Linked DNA regions of Homo sapiens: region 2 is linked to region 1. A link is an interaction called in ENCODE POLR2A ChIA-PET data of the cell type or tissue named here. Cell type or tissue: GM12878. All regions are shown on one strand. Links, peaks and the distances in the headings refer to the core of each region. The heading gives the core; the rest is flanking DNA.

Region 1 (5,387 bases), core at 325-5,324:
TATCCTGGTTGGCTCTAAATGCTATCACATGCACCCTTCTAGAGAGAGGCAAAGGGAAGTTTGACACACGCAGGAGGAAGTGATGTGAAGACAGGCAGAGTTTGGAGTGATGCAGCTGTAAGCCAAAGAATGCGCATAGCAACCAGAACTTGGAAGAAACAAGAAATGAATTTTCCCCTAGACCGTCTGGAGGGAGTTCGGCCTTGCTGACACCTTGATTTCAGACCAGTAATACTGATTTCTGACTTCTGGCCTCCAGAACTGTGAAAGAATAAGTTTCAAGCCATATCGTTTGAGGTCATTTGTTACAGCAGCCATTGGAAATTAATACATTCTCCTGTTTAGGATTTCAGTCAAGGTTGTTCATTATGTTCGGTTGTTATGGCCTTGTTAATCTAAAATAATCTCCCTCACCTTTTTTGTTTTTCATGACACTGACTGTTTTTAATTTAAAGAGTCTAGGCATATTGTCTTGCAGACTATCCCACGTTGTGGAATTACCTGATTGTTTCCTCATAATTAGATTCACATTAAACATTTTTTCCAAGAATACCATATAGGTGATGTTGCATAAAGCCTATTATTAATACAACTGTCAGAGTGATTTTTTTTTTTCCCCAAATGGAGTCTTGCTCTGTCACGCAGGCTAGAGTGTAGTGGCATGATCTCAGCTCACTGCAACCTCCACCTCCCGGGTTCAAGCAGTTCTCCTGCCTCAGCCTCCCGAGTAGCTGGGATTACAGGTGTGGGCCACCATGCCTAGCTAATTTTTGTATTTTTAGTAGAGACAGGGTTTCACCATGTTGGCCAGGCTGGTCTCGAACTCCTGACCTCATGATCCGCCCGCCTCGGCCTCCCAAAGTGCTGGGATTATAGGCATGAGCCACCACGCCCAGCCTGGAGTGATTCTTTCAAAGCGCAGCATTCCTCTGTTTGAAAGTCTCCAGTGACTTCCCATTTGTTCAGAGGAAAAGCCAGATCCCTCATATGATCTGGCCGCCCGTAACCTCTGGAGCTTTCTCTCCTCTTCACTCATTATATTGCTTTTGTCTTGCTCTTTTCCAGACAATCTGAGCATGCTCCTGTCTTATGATCTTTGCTTTAGCTGTTCTGGTTGCCTGGAAAGCTCTTCCCCCCAAGGATCTTTTGGCTCACTGTCTCACCTCCTTCATGTCTGCCTAAATGCCCTGTGTCAGTGAGTCCTTTCCAGATGACTATTTTTAAAATTGTGATTCTCCACCTGCTTCCCAGTGCTGATCCCTCAATGCTCTTTACTGTCATGTTTTTCCATATCACCCTCTCTCATACCGTGTAACTTATTTATTATGTTTATTGTTTATTGCCTGTTTTCCCTACTGAACTATAAGCACCATGGTGGCAGGAATCTTTGTTTTGTTCCCAGAGTCATCCCAGAATGTTATGTTCATAGCAGGCACAAAATAGTTTGTTGAATGGATGAATATGAAAATACTTTAGATTAATATATCCTTCTTTGCCTTAATTCACAGTAGAGTCACAACAGTATTTTGAAATAACTTTGGATTTGCGGAAGAGTTCCAAAGACAGTGTAGAATTCCTGTTTACCCTTCACCCAGTTTCTCCAAATGTTAACGTTTCACATAACCATGGTACATTCATCAAAACTAAGAAATTAACATTGGAATAATACTGTTAACTAAACTCCAGGCTTCATTTGGATTTCGTGAATTTTTCCACTAATACCCTTTTTCTGTTCCACTGTCCAATCCAGGATACCACATTGCATTTAGTTATGTCTCTTTAGTCTCCCCTAATCTCTGCAGAGACTACTTCTTAAAGGATTCTTGTGGATTATTTGCTCAAGTGAATATTTCTTTTATTTATTTATGCCTCAGCATTCACATCGTGAATATTTCTAAAGGAAGGAAAGGTTGTAAAACTTAGGAGCACTAGAATATATAGCTACAGGGCATTGTTGAACTTTAGACAAGATCATAGGATTTGACATGTTTTCTGGGTCAAATGCAGAGTTTATCTAGCGTCTTCTCTTCTGCCATCAGAGCTTCCCAATCCTTTCATGTTGTCATTTGAAGAGGTGAATCCTAGCCTAACCATTAACTGTTTGTGACATTTTAATGGGTAAATGTAAATATTTCTGTAGTAAAGACGTGTTAGGTACCTACCCTGTGTAATGAACTGTATCGAATTCCTCCTTGTGAAGGGGGATGTAAAGAAATTTGAGTAAGTTTTTTACTAGCCTGGGTTCTAATATAGGTAATATATAACTAACAGACTGTAATAACAACTGGTTTGACAGCACAGAGGAAATTATTAATGTTAACTGGGTGAGGTGAGAAATAGGGAGAAGATCACATTTAAACTTGCCCTTAAAGTATTAATAGAATTTTTTAAAAAATTTATTCGAGACAGGGTTTCACTTCCACTGCTCAGATTGGAGTGCAATGGTGCAATCTCAGCTCACTGCAGCCTCTGCCTCCTGGGCTTAAGCAATTCTCCCACCTCAGCCTCTGGAGTAGCTGGGACCACAGGCACTTGCTACCACACCTGGCCAATTTTTATATTTTTCTGTAGAGAAGGGGTTTCTCCATGCTGCCCAGGCTGGTCATGAGCTCCTCAGCTCAAGCCAATCCACCCATCTCAGCCTCCCAAAGTGCTGGGATTATAGTGTGAGCCACCGTGCCTGACCTCATAGAATTTTTTTAAATGGCTTTATTGAGATATTATTAACGTATACATATCAAATGCACCATTTAAAGCAAACAATTCAATTGCTATGCATATATTCACAGAGTTGTGCAACCATTCCACAATAAATGTTAGAACATCTTCATCAGCCACAAAAGAAACCCCATACCTGTGTTCACTCCCCATTCTCCCCTTCACTCAGCTCCTGGCAACACATATTCTTTATATGTCTGTAAATTTGCCTATTCTGGTATTTCATATAAATAGAATTGTACAGTATGTGTCTGACATCTTTCACTTTGCATATTTTCAAGATTCATCCACATTGTAGCACTCATCAGTACTACATTCCTATTTATGGCCAGATATTCTATTTTATAGAAGTATATTTTAGTTTTTCATTCATCAGTTGATGGAAATTTAGGTTGTTTCTACTTTTGGGCTATTATGAATAATGCTGCTATGAACATTCAGATTTTTGCATGGACAGACATGTTTTTATTAATGTTGGGTATATACTATGTTTAACCACTTGAAGAATTAGCAGACTTTTTCAAAGCAGTTATTATTTTACATTTCCACCAGCAATGGATGAGGGTTCCAATTTCTTTACATCTAAGCCAACATGTGTTAATGTCTGTCTTTTCTATTTTGGTCATGCAAGTGGGTGTGAAGTGGTATCTCATTGTGGTTTCGATTTGTATTTCCCTAATGACTAATGATGTTGCATCTTTTCATGTGCCTATTGGTCATTTGTGTATGTTCTCATGAGGTGTATCATTTTAGTAGATGAAGAAAGGGGAATGGAAGGGAGCAAGAGAACAGGGACAAAGGCCTGAGAAATGGTGAGAGAATCAGTAAAAGAGAGTAGGGCTCTCAGATGATAGGAGTTAAGAGAGGACTATAGAAAACTGGGTCTCTAAGCTGATGTGTCAAGTCACACTGTCCTCTGCTTATCCTAAGCTTACCTTGCTCAAATTTCTTTTTTTTTCTTTTTCTTTGTTTTTGGTTTTTATTTTTTCTTAAATTTCAAGGATATTCCTTCTTTTGTAAATGTCACAGAGTATCATGGCTCTGTCGCCGAGGCTGGAGTGCAATGGTGCAGTCTCAGGTCACTGCAACCCCTGCCTTCCAGGTTCAAGCGATTCTCCTCCCTCAGCCTCCCAAGTAGCTGGGATTACAGGCACATGCCATCATGCCCGGCTAATTTTTGTATTTTTGGTAGAGATGGGGTTTCACCATGTTGGCCAGGCTGGTCTGGAACTCCTGACCTCAGGTGATTTGCCCACCTCAGCCTCCCAAAGTGCTGGGATTACAGGTGTGAGCCACCGTGCCCGTCCCAACCAGGCTTCTTAAATGAATTCTAAGATAGAAACAACAGGAGCTTCCAGGACTCTCTTAAGGGCTGAACCTAGGACTGTCACAGTGACATTTCTGCCATATTCTGCTGGTCACAAGGCAAGCCCAAATTCAAAAGGAGAGAAATAGACCTCTTAGAGTTTCCTAATAAAAGGTAATTTCATTAAAAATACAATTCATAAATTAGCCCTATGTTTACTACTGTCTTTTCAGCTCTTTTTTTATTCCATGCATTAATTGATTCGTCACCACTTGGATTGTGCCACCAATGTTTCTATGACATGATCTAAAAAAAAAAAAAAAAAAAAAAGGGCTCAGTAGTTTTCACTTAAAAGACAAAGAGGCCCACTGAGCTATTACAGATGTTAATTAGGATTCATTTACTTTAATATGGTAGAAAGAATGCTATGATACCACTTTAGTGATGAACAAAATAAGCTTAATCACATCCTAGGAGCTAAGTATTCTGACATTATAATCTCTTCTCTCAGAGTCCCATCACAGCAGTCTTAGGATTCAAGATCTATTCTTGGGAAACATTATAGAACCAGTGTGTCATGTACATACAAATGAGGGAAAATATAATGGCTTTGGTAATCCTGTAGTTATCTTTCTTGTCATATACTCTTTTTTTCATTTTTAAAAATTGGGGCAAAATTTATATAACATAAAGTTAACCATTCTGAAGTGTACAATTTAATGGCATTTAATACATTCACAGTGTTGTACGACTTTTTTTTTTTTGAGGAAAAGCATATTTTTAGGATAATGTCAAAACAGATTAATAAGATGCTAATAAGATGGCCAGACATTCACTCAGAAGTGTTTTTTGTTTTGTTTTGGTGAAATGGTATGAGAGATATGTTGCCTTACACTTAGGCCACTGCATTCCCGCTTAAGTGCCAGGATTGTGTCAGCAACAGGATGGCCTAAACAATCTCAGTCTTGTCTCCTGCCAGCCCCCTAAATCTTCCAGAATTGCAAGAATAGGCCAGGTGTGGTGGCTCACACCTGTAATCCCAACACTTTGGAAGGCCAAGGCAGGCGGATCACTTGAGGCCAGGAGTTTGAGACCAGCCTGGCCAACATGGCAAACCCCCATCTCTACTAAAAATACAAAAATTAGCCAGGCAGGTGTGGTGGTGCATGCCGGTAATCTCAGTTTCTTGGGAGGTTCGGGTGGGATGATCGCTTGAACCTGGGAGGCGGAGGCTGCAGTGAGCCGAGATCACGCCACTGCACTCCAGCCTGGGCGACAGAATGAGGCTTTTTCTTTAAAAAAAAAAAAAAAGGAAAAAAAAAGGCACATTTATCTCACCTTCCCTCCTATTCTGGGAATGCTA
Region 2 (5,387 bases), core at 105-5,104, 190 kb after region 1:
TGGGTGGATCATGAGGTCAGGAGATTGAGACCATCCTGGCTAACATGGTGAAACCCGTCTCTATTAAACAAAATACAAAAATTAGCCAGGCGTGGTGGTGGGCACCTGTAGTCCTGGCTACTTGGGAGGCTGAGGAACCCGGGAGGGGGAGCTTGCAGTGAGCCGAGATGGTGCCACTGCACTCCAGCCTGGGAGACAGAGCAAGACTCCATCTCAAAAAAACCCAATAATAACAATAATAATGCATTAAGTTACAAAGTTTAGAAACAATTTTATTATTCTAAAACTATTATGAATAAAGTTCAGCATCTTCTTTTTTTTTTTTTTTTTGAGACAGAGTCTTACTCTGTCTCCAGGCTGGAGTGCAGTGGTGTAATCTCAGCTCACTACAACCTCTGCCTCCTGGGTTCAAGCAATTCTCCTGCCTCAGCCTCCCAAGTAGCTGGGACTACAGGCGTGTACCACCACGCCCAGCTAATTTTTGTATTTTTAGTGGAGACGGGGTTTCACCATGTTGGCCAGGATAGTCTCGATCTCTTGACCTCGTGATCTGCCTGCCTCAGCCTCCGAAAGTGCTGGGATTACAGGTGTGAGCCACTGCGCCTGGCCAAAACTATTATGAATAAAGTCCAGATCTTCTTACATGTTTATTTCCATTTACATTCTTTTGGGTAAACTAATTTCACTGATACTTTATCACTTCTACTTTACTGATATTAAGAAAGTATTGGGTCTGGTGTGGTGGCTCACAACTGTAATCCCAGCATTTGGGAGGCCGAGGCAGGAGGATTGCTTGAGCCCCAGGATTTCAGGACCAGCCTAGTCAGCATGGGAAAACCTGTTTCTACAAAATATACAAAAATTAGCCTGGCATGGTGGGACACACCTGTAGTCCCAGCTACTCCAGAGGCTGAGGTGGAAGGGTCACTTGAGGCTGGGAGGCAGAGGCTGCAGTGAGCCGAGGTCACACCACTGTACTCCAGCCTGGGCGACAGAGCAAGACTCTGTCTCAAACAACAACAACAACAAAGAAATTATCCCCTTATCTTGCAGTGTTTTTGTTTTTTTTTTTTAATAGTTTGACTTTTTGGTCTTTATATGGTATTTTCTCCTATTTTACAAATTTTATATTTTTATGTAGTTAAATTTATTAATCTTTCAAGTCCTTTGAGTTCCCTCACTCCATGCTAAAAACATTATTTGATATAAATATTTAATTTTTGAGACAGGGTGTCGCCATGTTGCCCAAGCTGGCCTTGCACTCGTGGGCTCAAACCATCCTCTCACCTCAGCCTCCTGAGTAGCTGGGACTACAGGCATGTGCCACCACACCCAGATAATTTTTGGATTTTTTGTAGAGATGGCATTTTGTCATGTTGCCCAGGCTGGTCTTGAACACCTGAACTCTAGTGATCTGCCTGCCTTGGCCTCCCAAAGTGCTGGGATTACAGGTGTGAGCCACCATGCCTGGCTGAAAGTTTTTAAATTAACTGTCAGCAATATATTAAGTTCTCCTGGCCAGGCATGGTGGCTCACACTTGTAATCCGAAGACTTTGGGAGGCTGAGGTGGGAGGGTTGCTTGAGGCCAGGAGTTGGAAACCAGCCTGGGCAACATAGCAAGATCCCATCTCTACAAAAAAATATAATAATAATTAGCTGGGTGTGGTGGTGCATGCCTTTAGTCCCAGCTATTCTGGAGGCTAAGTCAGAAGGACCACTTGAGCCGAGGAATTAGAGGCTGCAGTGAGCTATGATTGTGCCACTGCAGTCCAGCCTGGGTGACAGGGTGAGATGTTGTCACTAAAAAAAATTAAATCAATAAGTAAGTTCTTCCAGATTCCTCAATATTTTATCACCAAAGCTTTTAGAAATGGCAATGCAGCATGTCTCTTTGACTATTATGTGTCCACTCATTCACTTGTTCATCATCTGTTGATGATGTAGCATGCTTGCCTTTAGTGATGCCTTGAATAGTTAGAACAGTGGGTTTTCCAGGAAGTGAACTCTATGTCTGGGGGATCAGCTTCTTTTTTTCTTTCTTCTTCTTCTCCTTCTCCTTCTTCTTCTTCCACTTCTTCTTCTTCTTTTTTTTTTCTTTTTTTTTTTTTTTTTTGAAACAGAGTCTTGCTCTGTCACCCAGGCTGAAGTGTGGTGGTGCTATCATAGGTCACTGCAACCTCAAACCCCTGGTCTCAAGCGATTCTCTTCCTTGGCCTCCCAAAGTGTTGAGATTACAAGCCTGAGACATTGCACCTGGCCTGGGGATAGCGGTGGGGATCAACTTCTTATTGACATTTAGAAAACTAAATTTTGGTAGAAGAAACATACATTGATTAAACCATTTGTAACCTAATTATAGGGGTTCATCTCTGAGGTATGCTTTTGGCATGCAATTACGTCCAACTCCGATGTAACTTCCAAATTCACAGGGCTTAAATCTCTGTCTCCAACACCTGATACCATCTTTTCCCTCAAACAGGACTCATTTGCAATCTTTTATTCTGACTTTTATTTAGTCAAAGACACATTTTTTTCTCTTAGTCTTGTCTTTTTCTAACACCCGTTGTTCCTGAAGTTGCCACTGGTTCAACACTCTTTCCCTCTCTCCCACTTCTCCATCGAATCCTACTAATATCTCAATGTCACTTCCTCAAAGAAGCCTTCTCTTACCTCCAGATTAGATCTGATCCCCTTGCCATACATGGTTAAGTCCCTGGTACTTACTTTTTTTTTCTTTTATTTCTCACACTTTATTCTGTGGCCACAGTGATGTAAACACCTCATGACCTTGAGACATTATTGATGGTATCACTAGTCTATTCCGTGCAATCAAAGATTCATAAAATTCAACAGGAGTTCAGAGAGGTTAGCTAGCTTCATATTGTAAGTAATGCAATTCATTGAATGAATTTTTAAAAGCATTATCTTGATTTTATCTGTTTGTTTAGTGATGAGGAGCTGCCTTTGGAAGTATCCTGAACCATCCTTGGACTATTTGTATGTCTGGGAAATTTTATCATGTTTAGCATCATTCTTTTGATTTTCAAGACTAATTTTGTTCCAAAGGATAAAACAAGTCCATCCCTCTACTAAGGACAATCCTTCAGATAGTCAAAGATTGCCCTCTTACTCAATCGAAACACAGCCTTCCTTCTATTATTGCTTTTATGCTATGGTTTCCATCCTTCCTCATTGTCCTGATTTACCCTACTGTGAACTCATTCTAGTTTTTCAATATTCTTCTTAACGAAAAATTATTTTTGTTACTGGTAATTTTATTTTTTAAAAGCATGCTGGCCGGGTGCAGTGGCTCATGCCTGTAATCCCAGCACTTTGGGAGGCCGAGGCGGGCGAATCACCAGAGGTCAGGAGTTTGAGACCAGCCTGGCCAACACGGTGAAACCCTGTCTCTATTAAAAACACAAAAATTAGCAGGGCGCAAAAATTAGGGGTGCGCGCCTGTAGTCCCAGCTACTCGGGAGGCTGAGGCAGGAGAATCGCTTGGACCTGGGAGGCAGAGCTTACAGTGAGCCAAGATCATGCCATTGCACTCCAGCCTGGGCAACAAGAGCAAAACTCTGTCTCAAAAATAAATAAATATATAAATATAAATAAATAAATAAAATCATGCTGTTCAAATGTCATAAGATACTATTATAAAACAAGATTTCTATAAGTTCAGGATACTCTAAGAATAAGTTTTTGATAATTCTTTAAGCTTTTATGTCCAGAAATTTGAAAAGTTAATTTTGATTAAGTAATAAATAACTTTTTCTGGCAGCTGTCGACACTTGTTGGAGGATTGGGGTAACTTAGATGGCATAATCCAGGCTATACCTTCGAGTGTAAACTTATCTGCCTTGCTCTGACGGCTTGCTATTTGAACTTCAAAGAGATTTAAACAAATTATTAAAACACTGTACTTGTTTTGTTGTGAGAAAAAGAGGAACCAAACCCTATGCTTAATAATAATCATCAGCTCTTTCCTGGGTTTGGCAAACATGTTTTCATGTGGTTGGTACCAGCCGCTGATGAGGGTATCTGCCTTTATTTTAAAAACAATCATTAGTTTGTCATTACAAACATGACTAAATTGCTAGCAATGTCCTTCATAATCAAGCAAGATTTGTCCTCTTCTACAATCCTTTATATATAATTTATCCTCCATTCCAAGAATATTAAATTCTAAAGTGGCTGACAATAAATCTCAAAAGAAGGCAACACATTCTACGGAAGAAAAAGGAGCAAATAAAATAGAATTATATAGAAATGAATTAGAGAGGCTTGAGCCCCTCAAGTTCTGAAATGATTTCACTATCTGGCACATAGTGATGATCATTAAATGTTTGCTAAAGGAATAAAAATTCAAGCGTTAGGGATAATTCTACAGCGAGACATACATTATAAGAAAGTAGTTAGCTTTCAACTTCAAAATGTTTGAAAACTACTTATGAGTTCAACATAGCATTGTAGTCATTAAAAAATACTCAGGGCAGGGTGTGGTGGCTCACGCCTGTAATCCTAGCACTTTGGGAGGCCAAGGTGGGTGAATTACCTGAGGTCGGGAGTTTGAGACCAGCCTAACCAACTATGGAGAAACCCCATCTCTACTAAAAATACAAAATTAGCCGGGCATGCAGGCTCATGCCTGTAATCCCAGCTACTCGGAAGGCTGAGGCAGGAGAATCGCTTGAACCCGGGAGGTGGAGGTTGTGGTGAGCCAAGATCGTGCCATTGCACTCTAGCCTGGGCAACAAGAGCAAAACTCCTTCTCAAAAAAAACAAACAAAAACAAAACAAAACAAAATCCGCAGATATTTTCCTAGCATGATGTAATTCAATCTCTTGTAATACAAATTGATATATTATAAATTACTTCTTGTATTTCCTTCTTTCCTTTTTCACGTTGAAAAATTCACTTGGGCAATTTAGGTAGTAGTAGTTAAAAGTAACCCATACATGAGCTATTGGGCCTGGGTAGGGCCATCCATAATGACATGTTCAAGCAACAAACTGGACAAAAGAACCTTCGGAATGCACTTGGTTGTTCAAAAATAGCAGGTGGTTGCTTTAAAAAAAAAGACTATGGAATTCCGATTTTTCTTTGAGAATTTTGTTTATTGCAATAGGATTATCAAAGAAAAATTAAAAAGTAATAAAAAATTTTAAAAAAGAATTTTGTAGCTACCCTTCCTAAAAAACTTACCCAGATTACTTCTTGACCTATACTTTGAGAGCAGAGGAAGTCTGGCTACATTAACTCAGTAGCTCTGCAACTTCTAGGTACTTTTTTACCTGAACGGTGTATCCTAAGTACTGTAATTCCTGCATTGCTTGCACATTTGCGTTTATTATTCCATCCCTGTATTACAATAAAATTTTTTTT

Evidence for each region. Peaks named below come from ENCODE experiments on the same cell type or tissue, not always from the same donor. Only the 100,000 strongest peaks of a DNase experiment are listed, where the experiment ranks them.
Region 2: POLR2A ChIA-PET joins it to region 1 with 5 read pairs; 7 of 35 experiments call an interaction of 5 or more read pairs at or near these places.

What each region holds. Positions count from the first base shown.
Region 1 is chr12:31,523,009-31,528,395 of GRCh38, reverse strand. The region is part of intron 1 of DENND5B (DENN domain containing 5B); the gene reads left to right. Among named protein-coding and RNA genes, the nearest start is that of DENND5B-AS1, 64 kb to the left of the region's middle. In GM12878, for the core only: no CTCF peak of the experiment used is centred there; a DNase peak (open chromatin) is centred at 3,415; H3K4me3 peaks cover 251 bases; H3K27ac peaks cover 1,498 bases.
Region 2 is chr12:31,330,011-31,335,397 of GRCh38, reverse strand. No RefSeq gene overlaps it. Among named protein-coding and RNA genes, the nearest start is that of SINHCAF, 6.6 kb to the right of the region's middle. In GM12878, for the core only: no CTCF peak of the experiment used is centred there; no DNase peak of the experiment used is centred there.